Linked DNA regions of Homo sapiens: regions 2, 3 and 4 are each linked to region 1. The links are chromatin loops, found by intact Hi-C in ENCODE. Cell type or tissue: sigmoid colon. All regions are shown on one strand. Region 1 overlaps WWOX (WW domain containing oxidoreductase). Region 2 overlaps LOC105371357 (a long non-coding RNA gene). Region 3 holds the start of LOC105371354 (a long non-coding RNA gene). Region 4 overlaps WWOX (WW domain containing oxidoreductase).

What was found. A loop is a pair of places that touch in the nucleus more often than their neighbours do. Peaks named below come from ENCODE experiments on the same cell type or tissue, not always from the same donor. Only the 100,000 strongest peaks of a DNase experiment are listed, where the experiment ranks them.
Region 2: a loop joins it to region 1, with 5 times the contacts of the local background. A loop is called at or near these places in 17 of 110 quality-filtered maps.
Region 3: it touches region 1 in a loop (2.1-fold over the local background); 7 of 110 quality-filtered maps call a loop at or near these places.
Region 4: a loop joins it to region 1, with 5 times the contacts of the local background. A loop is called at or near these places in 76 of 110 quality-filtered maps.

What each region holds. Positions count from the first base shown.
Region 1 is chr16:78,501,766-78,506,765 of GRCh38, forward strand. All of the region lies in intron 8 of WWOX (WW domain containing oxidoreductase), which reads left to right. Among named protein-coding and RNA genes, the nearest start is that of WWOX-AS2, 4.2 kb to the left of the region's middle. In sigmoid colon, CTCF peaks have their summits at 1,926 (motif pointing right) and 4,332 (motif pointing right); DNase peaks (open chromatin) are centred at 1,946, 2,996, 3,956 and 4,416; H3K4me3 peaks cover 1,037 bases; H3K27ac peaks cover 861 bases.
Region 2 is chr16:80,082,091-80,087,090 of GRCh38, forward strand. The region is part of intron 2 of LOC105371357 (a long non-coding RNA gene); the gene reads left to right. The region is part of intron 3 of LOC105371358 (a long non-coding RNA gene); the gene reads right to left. Among named protein-coding and RNA genes, the nearest start is that of LINC01228, 260 kb to the left of the region's middle. RefSeq lists a silencer at 2,641-2,710. In sigmoid colon, a CTCF peak has its summit at 2,701 (motif pointing left); a DNase peak (open chromatin) is centred at 2,701.
Region 3 is chr16:78,605,784-78,610,783 of GRCh38, forward strand. The region is part of intron 8 of WWOX (WW domain containing oxidoreductase); the gene reads left to right. It overlaps LOC105371354 (a long non-coding RNA gene), which reads left to right and starts at 2,694. Exons shown (of 2, transcript XR_001752380.2): 1 at 2,694-2,792. In sigmoid colon, no CTCF peak of the experiment used is centred here; a DNase peak (open chromatin) is centred at 2,708; H3K4me3 peaks cover 1,964 bases.
Region 4 is chr16:78,768,816-78,773,815 of GRCh38, forward strand. All of the region lies in intron 8 of WWOX (WW domain containing oxidoreductase), which reads left to right. Among named protein-coding and RNA genes, the nearest start is that of WWOX-AS2, 270 kb to the left of the region's middle. In sigmoid colon, CTCF peaks have their summits at 1,947 (motif pointing left) and 2,148; a DNase peak (open chromatin) is centred at 1,926.

The sequences.
Region 1 (5,000 bases):
ACCTGAAGTGATCCACCCACCTCAGCCTCCCAAACTGCTGGAATCTGAGAAGTTACGTGAAACTAGCGATGCCCTGGGCTAATGAAATCAGGCTCCATGGTGGGGAAGGATGTTGCGGTGGGGTTGGGGTGGCAATGAAAGGTGAAAACCACTGTGGTCCCACCTGCCCATCGTCAGATTTCGGTTCCTCTCAGAGTTAACGTAGAAGGTTTCTGGGGGCATGGACCTGAGTCTTATCCCCTTTGCAAAAGTAAGAATTGTATCGTAGCCTGACTCAGGGTTTTAGCCAACTTCTCTGGATGCTAATGCTATTCTCTTCTTTATACTTGTCTTCCTTCCCAGGCACACATCCACTGGAGCTTTGCAGGGCCTATCTGCCCTTAGCCCTCCAATATCCTTTTCATTTTCTTTAATAGTTTTATTGATATATAATGTGCCTACCATATAATTCATCTGCTTAAGGTGTACAATTCAATGGCTTTTAGTGTATTCAGAGTTTGCATCCACCATCACAATCAGTTTTAGAACATTTTCATTAACCCAAGAAAATGACCCCTTAGTCATCACCCCAAATACCTCCTCTCTCCAGTTCCTGGCAACCACTAACCAATCTACTTGCTGTTTCTATGGATTTACCTATTCTGCGTACCTCATATAAATAGAGTGATATGTTAGTCGTCTCTTGTGTCTGGTTTCTTCCTCTTAGCATCATGTTTTGAAAGTTTATCCCTGCGACAGCATCTACCAGTTCATCATTTCTTTTTGTGGCTAAGTAATACGCCATTGTATGGATATACCACATTTTGTGTATCCATTCATTAGTTCATGGATTTTGTGTCTATTATGAATAATGCTGCCATGAGCATCTGTGTTGTCCACAAGTTTCAGCATGGACTTCTGTTTTCATTCCAATATCCTTTGATGACATGTCTTGGCAGTGATGTCTATGACACTGGGCAAGTGTCTTAAAATGTTGTGCATCAGAAAAAAGTCATCATTGCCAAGGCCAGCAGATCTCGAAAAGGGGGCTGGGATACGTTGGTGATTTTTTTCATGCTCTACTTACAGTATGACTCGTAACTGTTAATGGCTGAGCTCCTCCTTAGGTGAAGAAGGAAGGCAATGGCGTTTTCTATTCTGGGCCTCCCTGCTTCCAGCGATAGCAAGGAGCGAAATGAGATGCTGTCTAAGAAAGGAAGGTGCTGCGATCTTTGATTACTACACAGCCTCGGCAGTGTTTGTATGATTAATGAGTCCATGTTTCAGACGTTCCCATTTAATGTATTTGAGCCTTCTAACAACATTGCCTTTCATATGTTGCTGACTGTTTTTGAGATTTATGAGGCCTAACTCGCAAGCGATGTGTGTCTGGATTAAGAGAACCTGAGAATCTCTATTTATGTCTGACCCCAGGAAATTCCCTTTAAGCTGCTTATCAGAGGTGCATGCTGAGAGCATGATGGGAAGATGGAGTCTTCCATCCGCTGGTAAAATCTGGAATCTGCTCTCATTTCATTTTCACTGAACTGAAAATAAGGTAACAGACCCTCAGGTCTACCTATAAGTACCTTCCAACTGTTCCACTTTTGTAAATTTAGTTCAGATAATACATATGCTGAAATTCCTATATCCCCCCCATACTCCAGATCTTCAGTGTGGAATTTAAATATAATTCCTTATTGTAAAAAAAAAAAATTTTTTTTTGATCAAGGTGATTTTGATAAACTAAATGCATCTTTAATTTTACTCACAGCAAAGCGATTCTTTATTTTCTCTCTAAAAGCATAATTGATGTGCCATGATCTTTGTCTTTGCATTTTTAAAACTGAAAGAACATTTCCACACCATTAGAAATAAGATTTCTTCTTAAAAATATTCACAAGGTGCAAACACTTACATGTGTATATGCATGATTTCACCACCAGGGGGCATTGTGGTTTGACTGTCCAGTTAAAGAGCCTGTGTTCTATCAGTTTACCCAGAAACTAGAAGGCCTGCGAGTATTTCTGATTCCTTCCAAGAAGGATTCATATCTGGAAGAGAACAGATGTCGACTCTTTTTCCTCTCTAGCAAACAGTAGTGTTGTCAAATTTGCTAAACTTAGCCAGTTGAAGATTAACATGCAATATATAATATGCATGCGACTAAGTGTACAATAAATAGTAAATCACATTTTTATGCTTTCTCTGAACTTGGAAGCTGCAAGTTATGTTTTTTTTATTCCCTGGGTGTGATGAAATAAATAACATTCAAATACATCTTAAAGATGTCAGTCAGGGGGAAAAAAGTGCTTGGCAACTGTGTTTGATAGATTTCTTTTATGATTAATTCTCCTATTAAGTTTTAATGACTTCAAAGATACAAAGCTAGAAACTACAAAACTAGGCATGGTTAATAAATAACTGAAATACCAGGTGTATAGAAATGCATCTGTGGAAAAATGAAATCATGTATTCTCTAGGATATATTAGGAAATGGCTCTTTGGCAAGTCTAGAGGGTAAAGTATCCCTGAAGGGGGAAAAGGTTTAAAAACAGTAAACTAAAGAAGATTGTTTTTCTGAAAGAAATTCCCAGGAGAAAGGTACTTTCTGAGATTCACATATGTAGATTACATTGTTATGAACCAACATTTATAAGCAAGCTTGATCTCTCAGAATGCGTTTGTCTATCTCAGATTTTCAAGAATCCTCATACAAATTGTCCAGGGTTTCCACCTCGCAGTTTTCTTCCAGGGTTGCTATGGCATGGAAAGTACATTGCTATTTTGTTATGTAAATGCTCAACAGACTGGCTCATTCCAGAAGTGGGCGTCGTGATGCCAGTGTCTTCGTAATACTATCTTTCTTTCCCCTTTAGCACCCAGAACTTATGAAATATGACTCGGTTTATCCTGAACACATCTCTGTGCATCGGGGAGGATGGGAGAATTAATTCCAGTTTCTCAATTGCAAAAGTGAGGCTGGTCATGGGGCTTGGAACCACGCCACGGACGCATGAAGCCTCCCCGTTTACATGCCAAATCCAGAGCTTATGCATCCGTGCTCAGGGCTCTCTGTGGTAGGCAACAGCTGGATTATTTACTTTCTAGAATATCTCGAGTTCTTAATCTGAGCAGTTTCGAAACCAAACCCACATTAATTAATATAAATAATGACTGGGAAACGTTGCAGGACTCCCCGGAAAAGAATGTATAAATTGATGTGTTTTTGTATATGCTTATGTATATGCCTTTGTGCACGAAAGGAGATAAATGGTGTATTTCACACAGTTCCTTCTCCTCCTCTAAGGGATATTATTGTTCCTGAATTTTTCTGAGCCGCCGAAGCACAATAGGGTTTAGAGCGTTCACACCAGGCAGCCCCCACTCTTCAGAACTTCAAATCTAAAGATCTTTTAAATACACAGAACTTACTTTTGAAAGCTGTGGCCCATCCCAAATGAATTCTAATCGTCAGCCTCTAGAATGCCTGGAGTGAGAAAACAGAATATTGTTCTTTTCTGTTTATATTATTTCATACTGAGTTAATACACTTGCCAAGACTCCGAGGCAGCTTCTGGCTTGACAATGCCTTCTTTAACTAGCCTAGTTTCTAGAATAAAGTTCGGGTCCACCAGGCCCTCTGAGTGGGGCTCAGGACACTCTGAGATGGAAGAGACTGGAGAAAGCCAATCTGTTTCTCCCTGAAAATCATCTTACTTTTTTAACGCTTCGTACCTAGATTTGGCCTGGGCAGCCCAGGGAGACTGTTCAAGCACTGGATACCTAGACTCTGCTGGGCTCTAGAGAAGTGCTGGGCTACAGCGCCCAGTGCCCTACCTCTTGGGGCCAGCCAGCCTCACCAAAAAATCACGCTTCTGGCTTGCTCCAAACTCAGGAAGTTGCTGGGAAGTCTGGCTAGCAACACCCTCATTCCCAGTCCTGGCCATGCCTCTCTGCTCTCCCTAGCACAGGGAGCATGCAGGCTTAAGGCTGGAAGAAACCCCAAGCATTTGGCCAGGAAGAGGCAACTAGTTCCAGCTGGCCCACATACTACACTTTAAAAATTACCCAGATGATCTGATTCTGTAGAGAGAGTGGGTGGAGAGGACTCCAGGGCCATGGAGGAAGATTCGGCCTTTCTCTCCCTAATCATGAGCAATGTGATTTGGAGAGAGAAGGACCCGGTTGGCTCTGCAAACCGCATTTCCTTGGCTGAACGCCAGAGGAGAGAAATGATCCGGCAAGAAGACACACCATTCCCCGTCAGCCCCTTCCCGACCCTTGCACCCCTGGATCTTCTGCTGAGTATCGGATTGGTCTGCGTCCAAGAGCTCCTCGCTTGGCCAGCAGGGGCTGCCTGGAGAAGGGGAGGACAGGCTTCGAGTTTTTTGGGTAGTGACTTCTGTGGACGTGAAAAGACTGCACCAGAAATCGGAGGCAGCCCTCCAAACATAACTTGGCCTCTTCGTTCTCCCTGTGGACACACAGGCTGTGTTCTCCTGGCCAAGAGTCCAAGCGTGTTTTTGGCGCGTGCTGACACTCTATATCGCTTTTGCTTCGGAAACGAATCTGGTCAGTGACTTAGCCACTCTATAAAAATGAAGAGCAGAGCTCGAGTGCTTATAACACGTCATTTTTACCCAAGACAGAGAAGAAAAACGAAAGAGAGCCTGAGCATTCCTTTGACTCCCTCCACCCCCGGAAGGTATATTCAGAGTCTCCAAGACTGCCTCCGCCCACTCACATGTTTATGGCCCGGTGAGACCGCATCCTCCCTTTCTATATCTGTCCCTTTTCTGGATGCAGGGACACAGAATCCCCTAAGTGGGAAGAGCTTTGGAGTGGAGGCTGTTCAAAGTTCTGTGGTGATTAATTATTACCTACCCAAGGTCTGGTCATTGCTATACTTGAGTTCTTTTCAGGCTCAAGATCTCTACCTTTTTGTGTGTTTTTTTTTTTTTTTTTTTTTTTTTTTTTTTTTGTACAGAGTCTTGCTCTGTTGTCCAGGCTGTAGTGCA
Region 2 (5,000 bases), 1.6 Mb after region 1:
ACGACCTGCTCCCCATATACACATGGCAATGAAAGACCGTCTTCTGATAAGCAGAGCAATTAACAGCCTGGTTATCAGTGGCTATCAGTTCCCCTCTTTCCTATCAACACTGTAAAAAAAAAAATCTAAGTTTTCAAAAGTCAGCAGCCCCTCTTCCTGAGTGGAGGACAGTCATTGTAATGAGTGATTGAGTTTGGCATCCTCTCTTGTCAGCGAGATTTTTTTTTCCTAGAAGTATGTGAAGAAAAACATCTAGAAAATGCTTTTGTTTGTGGGTTTGGACTGGAGAATGGCTCTTATCTGTTTAGGCAGAGAGAGCCTTGGGTGTTGCTTCTGCCTAGGAAAAGCATCCCTACAATGATAAAAGCCAAGGAATTAATAGTAAACAGACAACATTCCCCAAAACACCGGTGTGTATACATGTGAGATAGACACAATGTTATAAATTGAGATACTTAAGCAGACCATCCTTTATATCCAGTGATCAATCTATTTCATCCATTCATCTAACCACCCATCCATCCATTTTTCCATCCATTCATCTATCCAGCTGTCTATCCATTTGTCCATTTATCTATCAATCCATTTCATCCATACTTCCACCCATCCATCCATTCATTCATCAGTCCATCCATTCATTTCTCCATCCATTCATCTATCCATCTGTCTTTCCATCCCCGGCCTCCTCATCCATTCATCCACCCGTTCATTAACCTATCCTTCCATTTTATTCATCCTTCCATCCATACATTTATCCATCCATCATTCCATCCATCCATTCACCTATTCATCCATCCACCCATCCATCCACAGATATTTATTTAGTACTCTAACATTTTAGTCTCTCTACTACTAGTTTGGGAGTCCATAGTGAACCAGGTAGACACATTTTCTGCCACATCAAGTTGTCAGTCATAGAGGGAAATATAAATAATTAAACAATGTACAGTACAATGTAATTAAGTATTGAGATGGGAGTTCAAGGTGCAGGCAGAGAACATCCAACAGTTACATAGCTCTGGTTTAGAGTCATCAGTTGCAGTCTCTCTGAGGAAACTCTTCCTGGGAAGAAGGAACCAACCCTGTAAGATAATTAGATCTAGCTAGTCAGGTGCAGGGAAGCTGGAAGAAAAGAAGGGCTTTAACATTAATTGAATATCTATTTCATGCCAGATAACAGGTTTGTCACATTACAGATAGTTCTTCAATTCATTTTCACAGCAACTAGAGAAAACAGAGGCTCTGCACAGTAAAGTTGCTTTCCCAAGTGCTCAGAACAAGAGACATACTTTATAAATGACCCAGGTTTTCTCTTGTTCCAATGTCTTTACTCTTTGTCTTGTTCCATGAATTCCCCTCCACCACACCTCCCTTGGATTATGAGTGAGTTGAAAAATTCAGGGAGGTTTTTGACACATTCTCCAACCAAGAAAGATAAAGTATGTGGGCTCTGGATTCAAACAGGCCTAGATTTCAATTCCTTTTTGACATCTACTAGGAGCATGACTTTAGGCAAGTTATTTAACCTCTCTAAGCCTCTATGTTCTCATCTGTAAAATGGGGATAGTAATAGTTTGTACTTCAGTGCTTTATAAAAAAAATAAGAAGTGCAAAGTTAGTAGAGTATCTGGTCCTATAATAGTTCAATGCATGTTTTTATATTATTCTTTTCATTATCTCCGCAGAAATAGGCTTGTTTTATAGAAGAAAACATGATGAGATACGACACAGAGGAGAAAATCTTCAATGCTTTAAATAAAGAGGCCTTTGTTCCTTCTTGTCCATCAACTAGAGAGAAGCGTTGAACCCCATGGTATACCCCAACCTCACAACAACCTTAACAAATAGGTCTCAGTATATTTTTCCAGCCTCGACTATCACTTAATCCAGACATCTGAGACTCTAGGGCAGCCTCCTGGAGTAGCTCTGAGTTTTAAGCCTCTTCCAGCCCTTTTGAGAGGTCAAAACCAAGGAGGTATTGCGTGAGAACTCCCCATCCTCCAGAACTACCCAGTCTGAGGGTAGAAGTTCGTGAGCTGCTGAATGTCACCCCTGTCCTGCCATTACCGAGTGCACCGTCACCTTGGAATGCGCTTGGGGTGAGGGCAGATGGTGATGGAGGCTACTTCACATAGACCTGGCAGGAGACCCTAAAGGGCTGGTCCCTCCCTTCAGGGCCCTACAGAGGCCTTCCCTGAGTCTTTCCCCACTCTGGGCCTCTTTTCCTGCTATTTTCACCCATTTAAATGTGCTTGTCAGATTCCTGCCAACACACTTGGTTTTGTAATGTTGTGTAATACCTCGAGCCACCTTAATGAAATATTCACACTCCCTTCTCTGTTGGAGCATTCACCCAGGTTCCCAGAAAATTCTCTCTCTCTTGTTTTCAAAGATATACCCCCAAGAAGGAAGACCCTGAGTGAGGCCCATGACCCCCAGTAGAGGCAGGCTCAATGGCTGGGGCAAACTGCTCCATAGAATGGGGTTTGGGGAGCCTCCTGTCTCAGGCTCCTCCTGGAAGAACTGAGAACCCTAAATAGAATGGCTAGGAGCAGGAATATTTGAGTTGGGACCTCCTGGGATAAGACCCCCACCCCGGGAAATAGAGAAACCTTTCTCCTCAAGATTAGCGTCCTAGCTAATTCTGCCTTTAAAAAGCAGCCCTGCGGACCCAAAGCATCTTGACACTGAGCAAAGACTGCCACCTGTTGAATACTCAGGATAGTGTGCTCCTTCCAAGGCCTCCAGGCTCCAGGGTATATGCTGCAGGCACAGCCTGTCCTCTACCCATCCAAGCTCAGAAGTGGGAAAAGCCACCCAGTGCTGATTGCGTAGACCTTCTGGCATTCATCTGTAAAATAAGGCGGTTGCCCTGAGTGACCTCCCACAGCTCAGGGAAGGTGAGTTGACTTGCCTTGGTCACAAAGTAAGTCAGGAGCTCCTGACCTCTTTCTGATGCCGCCAGAAGCACTTCCTACCCTACCACTCTCTTTAGATTCTGTTTGAATTTATTTTATGAAGGTATTTTTAAAGACATAAATAAAAGAGCCCAAATTGGCAAAAATACAGGTTGGCAAAACATCAAAGTGAATATACAGGTGGAAACAGCACTCACATTAAAACCCAGAATGCATCTGGTCCCTAAAGGAGCATCCTTCTTTCACTCTTACAGTTACCCTCTGCTCCAAGGGTAATGAGTATCTTGATTTCTAGCTCCATAGGTTAGTTTTGCCTGTTTTTGAACTGAATACAAATTGATTCATACATGTGATGTCACTTTTCTCACTCATTGTTTCATTTGTGTGATTTAGTCTTTCCCTCTGTGTCATAAGAAACCATATTTTTTTTAAGGTGGGATGCGGAATTATACCTGAAAACTGGAAAGACTTTGGAAATTATTGAATGCAGCCTTATTGTTCTTTAGTGAGAGAGGGAGGCTCAGAGGAGGAAGGGATCCGTCAAAGGAGACATAGCATGTTCAGAGGTTTCTCTATTAGATGACAAGACTCCCATACAGATGGCCAAGGGGAACACAGAACTTGGCACTCAGGCCAGCACTAAGGACACTGGTCCCACTTAACATGTCATCAAGCCTTAGGAACACTTTAACAGGTTCTAGTCTAAGACCATAAGTATTGTCATCCTCATTACCAAATGTGGCATTTTGCCCACTGTACTCATTCAACAAACACTCAAATATTTGATGAGTGAATAAATGGATCTCAGTACCTCACTGCCTTCATTCCGGAAATGGATACCTTATTGTGGGTCCTGACTCTCTCACCAGTTATGATGAGGATAGATGCAGTGATACCTGGTTAAGAGACTGATGTTGGTTACAAACGAAAAACTCTTGCAATGGACAGTGTCCATTGGTTGTACTCATGGGCTCTGAAGCTAGACTGACCCAGATTCCATTACTACATCTAGGATTTATGTGTTTGTTAATCTTAGATGATCTTTCTTTCTTTCTTTTTTTTTTTTTTTTATACTTTAAGTTTTAGGGTACATGTGCACATTGTGCAGGTTAGTTACATATGTATACATGTGCCATGCTGGTGCACTGCACCCACTAACTCGTCATCTAGCATTAGGTATATCTCCCAGTGCTATCCCTCCCCCCTCCCCCCACCCCACCACAGTCCCCAGAGTGTGATATTCCCCTTCCTGTGTCCATGTGATCTCATTGTTCAATTCCCACCTATGAGTGAGAATATGCGGTGTTTGGTTTTTTGTTCTTGTGATCGTTTACTGAGAATGATGATTTCCAATCTCATCCATGTCCCTACAAAGGACATGAACTCTCCATTTTTTATGGCTGCATAGCATTCCATGGTGTATATGTGCCACATTTTCTTAATCCAGTCTATCATTGTTGGACATTTGGGTTGGTTCCAAGTCTTTGCTATTGTGAATAATGCCACAATAAACATACGTGTGCATGTGTCTTTATAGCAGCATGATTTATAGTCCTTTGGGTATATACCCAGTAATGGGATGGCTGGTTCAAATGGTATTTCTAGTTCTAGATCCCTGAGGAATCGCCACACTGACTTCCACAATGGTTGAACTAGTTTACAGTCCCACCAACAGTGTAAAAGTGTTCCTGTTTCTCCACATCCTCTCCAGCACCTGTTGTTTCCTGACTTTTTAATGATTGCCATTCTAACTGGTGTGAGGTGGTATCTCATTGTGGTTTTGATTTGCATTTCTCTGATGGCCAGTGATGATGAGCATTTTTTCATGTGTTTTTTGGCTGTGTAAATGTCTTCTTTTGAGAAGTGTCTGTTCATGTCCTTTGCCCACTTTTTGATGGGGTTGTTTGTTTTTTTCTTGTAAATTTGTTTGAGTTCATTGTAGATTCTGGATATTAGCCCTTTGTCAGATGAGTAGGTTGTGAAAATTTTCTCCCATTTTGTAGGTTGCCTGTTCACTCTGATGGTAGTTTCTTTTGCTGTGCAGAAGCTCTTTAGTTTAATTAGATCCCATTTGTCAATTTT
Region 3 (5,000 bases), 100 kb after region 1:
ATGTTGGGGCACTCATGGTTAAATTGAACCTTTCCCCTGGTTAAGTGGAGTGTGTGTGTGTGTTGTTCTTTTTTTCCAGCACCATATTTGGCCCTATAATTAATATGCAAGTTCAAATACCTCTTGCATGGAGCAAGAAGCTGAAACATGCGCATTTGTAATAGACTCAGCATCTGAATTGAATGGGCAGCTTTGGCTGGAGTAGTACTGCAGCTTCTCGAATGCCTATTGTCAAAATATATACTAGTTAGGAGACACATTCTGCTACGAGGGATGCCCTCCCAAATTAAAGACACTGTTCAGTTTACGCTTAACATTTATGGCTATCAAACTACTAGTCCACAACCAATCATCATGGTTTCGTTAACACAGTCAAAATTTACCACTGGGCTATTATTAAAACTTAATATAATTAATGTAAAAACACATACTTCTTTTCAACAAAAACTGGCTCTCTTTGTAGTCTCTTTTTTAATTTGGTGCAATCACTTAAAAAGTTTAGCACATTTAAAATTTTACATCATTTTAAAATTGTTTCTCTTTTATAAGAAGGATGCTATTTACTATTAATGTAGAAGTACAAAGGAAACGGTTACTTTGGATTTATTCTTTTGGAAAATTAGAATGTGGGCTACATGCTTTTCAGAAGTTGATGACCAAGAGAAGAAAGAAAGAAAAAAAAAAGGGTGCTTGATGCCCTGCTCCTGCTATGTCCGGGAATTTCTTGTACCCTTCATATGAGCCCCTCTGAACAAAAGCAAATCCTGTTGACCTGTCAGCTTAAAAAGACAAGAAATATGCCACATTCCGCAGGAATAAGGAGAAAAGAATGGTGCGAAAATCAGTGACACGAAGTTGAATATGTGAACACATCCAGACAAATGTGAAGCCAGCCCGATTAGGACGACTGAAAGGGCATTTCCCCAGAATTGCAGTTTTTTTTTTTTTTTTTTTTTTTTAAATAGGGGACGCTATTGTCATTCAGAAAGCCACAGGCTGTTCTGAAAACAGGCAAAAATCAATAGCCCACTTGTTGAGGATAAGTGAATTAGCCTGTGTTGAATGTAACTGAGTACCTGAACACTTGAGTGGGCAGGGATTGTTGGGGAGAAAAGACAATTGTCTTTTATGTCCACAGCGGTTCACATCGCTGATTAATTATGTCCAATGATCATTTTTGTGCAGGACTAATGGGCAGACTCTGTTTTTGTTTTTGTCTGTCTGCCCACAACCTGGTGAACTGAATAGAGTTCCCCACTTCTCAGAACAATGCAAATGGTGGCCAAGGGGCTGTGGAAGAGTTGCCAGAAATGGAATGATTCAGATTGGATGAAAAGTTGATTTTATTAATTAGTTAAAATACAAAATGAGAAAACAGAAAACACAATAAATACACAGTTAATAAAATACTTCATATTTTATTATAAAAACATTAATTACTTTAATAAAGCGGTTTATATTTTCAAATACAATATTTAATAAACTATATTAAAAATATATACAAAATAGTTGTAAGAATCGGGGCTCCTGTGAGTACGTAAATGAAATACGCTTACATCATTTACTTCTCTTCCCTTTTGTTTGTGAGTCCAGAGACGATGGAAGAGTTTGGAAAGTTGTCAGCTTATCTTTGCATATATTTGTCCAATGATAATTAAGCACAAATTGTTTCAAAAATCTTTCAAAAATTGTTATAAAGATTTTTATTGGTGCTAAGGGCTGTAATTTAGCAAAGTCTTACACCTGAAACCAACCAAAGGGTCTTAGAGTGTGAACTGTTGTCTTAGACCCGGAGAAGTCTCCAAAGAATGACCATCCGAGGCATTCAGCTGGCGTAAGAGGAGTGACTCATTTGTTCTTCTTTTTTTTTTTTTTGGCTGTCTACAGAGAAGGAGGATATAGGGGCCCTTAAGAGAAAAACTGGAGTAGGGTGTGTGTGTGTTTGTTTTGGTCAAGGGCAGAGTGTGCTGTGTCAGGGTGTTTCATTGCATTTTCATATTTGTCATTTCTCTTTGGAGCGTGTCTTTTGGTGCCACGGAAAAGGGCTGGATTTTCTATCGGGTACAATAGGTACCTGCAGGGCTTAGGGTACAAGAGCTTGTCGGGGACCTGCACACATGTTTGAGACCTGTAAAAATATTGCTGGCTCTGAATTATGGAAAGAAAATCGCAAAGTTAAAATCTATCAAAGTATAATTAAATACCTACAAAACATAATATTATGTCACTAGTCAACCGCAACACAAATCTTATATCATTAGATTTCAGTGATATTGAATGTGGGAGATGGAACCATTTTAGTGCATTTGATATGATGTGATGTGGCTTTCTCCAAGCCTGAGAGTGCCTGAAACCCAGAGAGGTCGTACGTTGACCATGCCACGGGGCCCTTCCTGGTAAATCTAAGCAGAAATACACCATGCATGAGACAGAACAAAGAAAAGAACTGTGAAAATACACTCAGGACCAGGATGCTGATACAGTCATGAGGTTCAGCTTAAAAGGCCAGTTTCTCTACTGCAGAATAATGAGGTCTATCCTGTTTTGCTTTCTTTCAAAGCCCTTACCATTTATGAAACCAGATTGCAAGTCTGTTTGAATCCCCCAAATGCCTGTGCTACATAACTGTCTCCTTACTCTGTGCTCTTGCCCCAGGCAGAGTGGAAGTTGCCTTATAAAGCTGCGACTTGGCCACAGTGTTTTCCCTTTCAGCAGGGAAACCGGAGTTCTCCCTGCTGTTGGGAGGTTCAAGAGCCACTCTGTGCAGAAATGCCCAGAAAGAGTTAAGTGAGGTAAGTTCGTCAGACTTCTGCAGACCCATACTGTGGAAGGGTCAAGTGCAGGGTCACCAACCCGTTCCATCTTCCTGTCAGTTGGCGTCCACCCTTGGTTTCAAAGGGAACAGGCATTACTGACATGACGGGACCTTTACAGTTCCCAGCTGCTCATTTGGAGTACTGCGGACCCAGGACAACTAAAGCCGGGGTCGCCTGCCCTCCAGGGGTTCCTGGGTTGAAGTATCTGTTCCCTCCCTTTATTTTTTCTAGCCTTTATAGAAATGACAAAGGGTCAGGTGGTCTTAAATTCCAAATCTGGGCACATGAATGGTCTGACCTCGGAAACTTCCTATATGCTCGAAACGATTTAACTAGCAGCAATAAAATCTCTACTCTTTTTATGACAAATAATCTAGCATGTCTGGGGAGCATATTTGATTCTTCATATTTGGGACCCTTTTTTAAAGGCTGAGTTTTATTAAAATGATAGAAAAATTAGTTATTAAACAGTATGTCAAATACCTTTCTGTCCCACCAGATTTATTTTTAAAGACAAACATTACAGAGGGGCAGGGGAAGGTTATATTTGAAATCTTTCTATCCTTTCTCTAAAATATATTTGGTGAAAACTAGGAAGTGTTGATAGATATCATTGTTTCCTGACAGGTTTTTGGTGTTTGCATCTTGAAAGTAAAACTGCCAAGTTATTTTTTTGTTCTGGTTTTTGTTTTTTAAGCTTTTCTTTGATAACCTCATTTTCAAGGGGAGGCTTAGCACTGATGTATTTTATTTTCTTGCTCAGAGAGGAAACACTGAAATAGCTATATGCTTCCCCACCAGGAGAGTGGAAGAATCTTGCTTTTAAAGCGATAGTCCTATTTTCTAAGTAAAAGTCCAGGCATGTGACTTAAAAAAGAAAAAAAAAAATGTTTTCTGGTCAAGTCACATGCCTCTGAGGTTTTTTTTTTTCTTTCTTTCTTTTCTTTTTTTTTCTTTTTCCCAGACTCCTCATACCCCTCCTAGGAGACAGTGATTCCCTGGCTTCACCAGGCAGGCTCTTGGGGGCTTCCTGGTCCCTGTCACTCTTAAAATGCAGCCTGTCTTTGGACATCTACTCCAAGTTTGCATTCTGCCTTGCCTTGTCAGTCTGGGCTATCAAAAATATAGTTTCGTTTGGAAAACAAAGGGGTGAGGTGGGTCCAAAGTACAGGAAGCTATACCATGCAAATGAAAATATTTTTTCCAAAGCTATCTGCTAATCCCTGTGATTTAAAAATGTGCGTGTTTTTAGTTTCTGTCTAATTTCAACCTTTTCTTGCTTTAGTGATTAATTACCAGGTTTCTCTATTAAGAGCTTGTGCGTGTGTAGGGGGTAGCATAGAATAAACAGGCTCAGAGCCCCCACCCCCACCCCCCTTTAAGTAACAGTGACGCAAACGACCTTTATTTAGCAGAAGGTAGCTCTGCGAATCCGCTGAATGTCCGATTGCGATCTCGCTGGAAAGACTGCTGCTTCAGCAAGGTTTCTTTGCTGGTCTGTGGCAAGGTCCCTGCTTCATTTTCAAGGTGTCCTCACTTGGTGCCTTTGAAGGGTTTTTAATGGATTCGCTTGATATACCTTCCAAATGGAGTACTTTGTGCGTTAATTCAGTTTGTGATAAAGATCCCTTTTACCCTCCTTTTCATAATTCTTCCCAGAGATATGAAGTACACTAGAAGGTTAGATGTGGCATTTAATTTTTCCACAAAACCTATCCATAGAGGGGGAAAAAAAGATTCAATTTCATTACTATTCATGTGTAAGAATATTGAAGGTGGTATACTAAAGGAGATAACTATTTCTTCTTCTATCAAAGGAAGAACAAATCTGTCTTTGAACGAGGAGCTCAATTCTTATTTAAAAGATAAAAGGTCACCTACAATACTCATTCCTTTAAAGCTATAGTGTTGGGGTGGGAAGGAAGCTGTCTTACCTGGACATATTAATTTTAAATTTTGCTTGAAAAAATTGCTCAGTGCATTTATTGACTAGTCTCTCTGTGTGAGTTCTGAAAGTCTGTTTATATCTGTTGCCCCTTCTCCTAAAGTGAACCCAGATATGTGGGTATGGGGTGCTAGTTTTTATATTAGGTCTGAGATGTGGAAAACAGAAATCTAACTTAGGGATGTATCATAATCAAACCGTCGGGGCTAATGGCATGGCTCTGATATTATAAAATCTGG
Region 4 (5,000 bases), 270 kb after region 1:
AAATGAGGTACTGACCCTGAAGGGCTTTCCAGTCAAAGAGAAAGGAGAGCATGACCCGCCAATGCCGTTGTTTGTAAGCAGGAAGCTGACGCTGCGCCATGGTGTAGGGGAGGAGGACGGTTTCCATTCTGTTTTGAGCATCAGAATAAAACCAAGCACCAGAAGGTGTGGTTCAAAGATGCTTTCCTTTTTCAGTCTCTGGTCAATTTGTTGTTATTTTTCTTCAAGAGAGTTGTTGGGGTTGGGTAGGCGCAGGGGCCACAAGGCCATCTTTATAAGGCTCTGGCATTTGATAGTGAGGTATTTTGGTATTCCAAATAATTGGTGGAAGGATGGAAAGGTTAAATGGAAATTATGTAAGGGCTGCAAAGAGATTCATATATGACTATTTCATGAGTGCTTACTATATACCAGGCGCTGTTACAGCCCGTGTAATGCCACCTGGGAGTTGGGGGGAGTCACCATCGTCCATCCGTCTGTCCATCCATCCATCCATCCTGCCTCCCTCCATCCTTTCTCTTTTTCACAATGTCTCTTGCTCCGCCCCCTCTCTTCCCCTCCTTCCTTCCTATCCAGTGCTTGTAACCTGTCAAGCACATGTTGTAGCCATTGGGGACATCGTGGTAAACAAAGCAAAGTCCTTGCTTGCATTCTGTGACAGATGGAGATAAAATGGGTAATTAACAAATGTAATCCCTCCCACCCACCCCCCACATTATTTATTTATTTATTTATTTATTTATTTATTTATTTATTTATTTATTTATTTTTACCATGTCTGTTACTCCATCAGTCAGGATCCAGTTAGGAGACAGAAACTATATCATAATTTTAACAGGGAAGATTTAATATTAAGAATTATTAGCTACAACAGGGTTTTGGCTACTAAAGGGTAAAGAGAATCAGGCCGAGCACAGTGACTCATGCCTGTCTGTAATCCCAGCACTTTGGAAGGCCAAGGTGGAAGGATCGCCTGAGTCCAGGAGTTCGAGATCAGTGTGGACAACATAGGGAGGTCCTGTCTCTACAAAAAATAAAAAATAAAATAAAAAAATAAAAATAAAAATAAATAAAAAGTAGTTGGGCGTGTGTGGTGGAGCATGTGGGGGTCCCAGCTACTTGGCAGGCTGAAGCAGGAGGATCGCTTGAGCTCAAGAGGTTGAGGCTGCTGTGAGCTATGATCTCACCTCTGTACTACAGCCTGGGTGACAGAGTGAGACCGTGTCTTTAAGTAAAATAAAATAAAAAAGAGTAGGTCGGGCATGGTGGGTCATGCATGTAATCCCAGCACTTTGGGAATACGAGGTGGGCCAATCACTGAGGTCAGGAGTTCGAGACCAGCCTGGCCAACATGGTGAAACCCCGTCTCTACTAAAAATACAAAAGTGAGTCGGGGTTGGTGGTGTGCTCCTGTAGTTCCAGCTACTTGGGAGGCTGAGGCAGGAGAATCACTTGAATCCGGGAGCCAGCGGTTGCAGTGAGCTTAGATTGCACCACTGTACTCCAGCCTGGGCCATAGAGTGAGACTCTGTCTCAAACAAAAAAAAAATTTAACTCTAAAGAATCCAAGAATACAGATTTGGGAGCAGCCAGTACCAATGGGGGATGGGGCAGTACACCCAGGAAAGAGCAAATCTGGGGTCCCCACGGGCCAGGACTGGGATCTGGACTGGGCCATGGCCCATTGGATGGCAGAAAGGTTCTCACTGAAGCCCCCATAAAGGTGGGACTCACTGGGAAACCGCTCTCTGTGGTGCCAGGGAAGGACGTCTGTGGGAGGTGCCTACCAAGGAAGTCTCTGGAAATCAGCCTGCAGGGGTGGAGTGCCGGGAAACTCCCGCCCCCTCCCCCCCTCCCCGAAGTGAACCGCCCACAGGGAGATGCCCCTATGGGAGCTTCGCACCAGAACCCGTCTGCGCCAGTGTCCCTGCAGCGCCCTCTACTGGCGAAGCTGGACATGGCGTCCGCTGGCAAAGGGGAAACTCTTCTTTCCTCCCAAGCCGAGCAATGCTAAATGTGCCTGGTACTGAGACGTCATCTGTGGACGGTTGGCACCGATGCTAATCAGTGCTATGGGAAAATAGGCAGAGCGAGGAGCGTAAGAATTATTATGTGTGCTGTTTGATAGAGACTGTACAAGGAAGACCTCTCTAAAAAGGTGACATTTGGAGCAGAGACATGAAGGAAGGGATTGCTGGAGGCAGAACATTCTAGGCAGAAGGAACCGCACGTGCAAAGGCCCTCAGGTCAGCCGGCATGGCATGCAAGTAAGCCAGCTGCAACACAGCAGGTGTGGATGAAGGGAAGAGAATTAGCATTTGGCCAGAGCACGCATTTTAAGGGATGGAGATCCATTTGGATAGTCTTGAACACAGAACTGACCGGAACTGACTTACTCTTTGAAAAGATCGCTCTGGCTGCTGTGTTGAGTGGATTGGTAAGGGATAGGTGGTGAAGACTGAAACAGGGTATCCAGTTAGGAAGCTATCACAGTGATCCAACCCCCAGCTTCTGTTGAGGTTGAAGAACATGCATGCCCAACCTAAATATATGTTCAAAGGTGGTTATTACTGTTTGAGGTGATGAAAGAGTTTTGGAGATAGAAGTGATGGTTGTTCAACATCATGAGTGTAATTAATGCCACGGAATTGTATCCTTAAAAATGCTTAAAATGCGCTGGGTGCGGTGGCTCACGCCTGTAATCCCAGCACTTTGGGAGGCTGAGATGGGCGGATCACTTGAGGTCAGGAGTTCGAGACCAGCCTGGCCAGCATGGTGAAACCCCGTTTCTACTAGAAATACAAAAATTGGGCGGGCATTGTGGTGGGTGTCTGTAATCCCAGCTATTTGGAAGGCTGAAGCAGGAGAATTGCTTGAGCCTAGGAGGTGGAGGTTGCAGTGAGCCAAGATTGTGCCACTGCACTTCAGCTTGGGCAACAGAGTAAGACTCTGTCTCACAATAAATAAATAAATAAATAAATAAATAAATAAATAAATAAGAGTTGGATCACAGCAAAGGTGAGCTTTAACGAGTTCAGTCTAGCTCTCTCACAAAAAAAAAGTTAAAATGACAAATTTTGTGTTACATACATTGTACTACAATAAAAACCATTTTTTTGAAAAGAATAGTACAAAAATGATACTTCCCTCTCAGTGTATTTTACCAAGGGATTATTAGTGTATATGTGTGTTCTTACTGGAAATGTTAATTGGACCTGTAATTCTTTTTTTAACTTTTATTTTGGGTTCAGGGGTACATGTGCAGGTTTGTTATATAGGTAACTTCATGTCACAAAGGTTTGTTGAACAGATTATTTCATCACCCAGGTAATAAGCCTTGTATCCAATAGTTATTTTTCTGATCCTCTCCTTCCTCTCTCCCTCTACCCTCAGGCAGGCCCCAGTGTCTGTTGTTCTTTCTTTGTGTCCTTGAGTTTTCATCATTTAGCTTCCACTTGTAAGTGAGGCCATGCAGTATTTGATTTTCTCTTCCTGCATTAGTTTGCTGAGGATAATGGCTTCTAGCCCCGTCCGTGTTCTCGCAGAAGACATGATCGCATTCTTTTATATGGCTGCATAGTATTCCATGGTGTATATTCACTACTTTTTTTTTAATCCAATCTGTCATTTGTGGACATTTAGGTTGATTCCAGTAGACGTGTAATTCTTCTTGGAAATGTTAATCTTGATCATTTGGTTAATGTGATGACTTCTGGGTTCTGCAGTGTGAAGTTATTATCTTCCCTTTTGTAGGTAACAAATACTTTGGAAGAGATTAAACAAACAAATAAAAAAGTGGTGATTGTTATTACCAGCATGGCTACTACTAGCTAATTCCAGGCTTCAAGCCACTGGGGCATAGGCATATGTTTAGCTCATTCCACAGGAGGGGAACAGAGGCTCAAAGAACCTAGGTAAGTTGGCTAGGCGCGGTGGCTCACACCTGTAATCTCAGCGCTTTGTGGGGCTTAGGCAGGAGGATTGCTTGAGCTCAGAAGTTTGAGACCAGCCTGGACAACATAGCGTGAACTTGTATCTACTTAAAGTAAAAATCAAAAAAATAATGGGGTGCAGTGGTACATGGCTGTAGTCCCAATTACTCAGGAGGTGGAGGTGGGAGGATTGCTTGGGCCCAGGAGGCTGAGGCTGCAGAAAGCTGTCATCATGCCGCTGTGCTCCAGCCTGGGCATCAAGGTCTGTTTTGCAGACCTTGTCTCCAAAGCAAAACAAACAAACAAAAGAAACAAACAAACAAACAAAAAGAAATTAGGTAACTTGCTCAGTGGCTAGTGAGTGGCTAGATTGTAAGCTTCATGAGGGCAGGGGACTTTGACGATTTTGTCGGTATCCTAAGCCGCTAGAACAGTGCCTAAACATTTGTTGGGCAGTTAATATATATTTGTTCTATTAATAAGTAGAGCCCGAGTTTGTGTTCTCCGATTCCACACCCCATGTTCCTTCTACTACAACTTCTGGCTCTGGCTTCTGGACTGTCAGTCATTAGCACTCCCTATCCCTAAGGTTTCAGGAATGTTCAGCTGTTTCCTAGCTTGGAATGGACCATCCTCTGGTCCCACCCATGGGTAAGTCATTGGCTGCAGAGCGCAGACATTTGGCTCCCCTCGGGACATTCCTCCCTCATTTAAAACAATGAGGCGGGCAGCAGGGTACTTTGTCCCTTGTGTTAGCTGAAGTTGGAGGATGCTGTGTTGATGGGAAAACGCTGTTACTATTCTTAGACTAGTGGGGCTCTCACTTATTCATAGCTCCGCACTCGTGGGTGGAATGAGAAGTTATAATAGAGTGCAGGTGCCTCTCATTGTTTTCCGCTACTCACTGGATAGTGTTTATTAAAAACGAAATCACAGTGGTGTGTCTGGAGTTGAAGTCTGAACAAATAACCCAAAATGAGGAGTCCCTGGAAGGTGGGCAGGAGGCGACAAACAAAGAGAAGCAAAAACAAGTTTGAGCTAATTGGGATCAGGCAGTACTTTGCATGT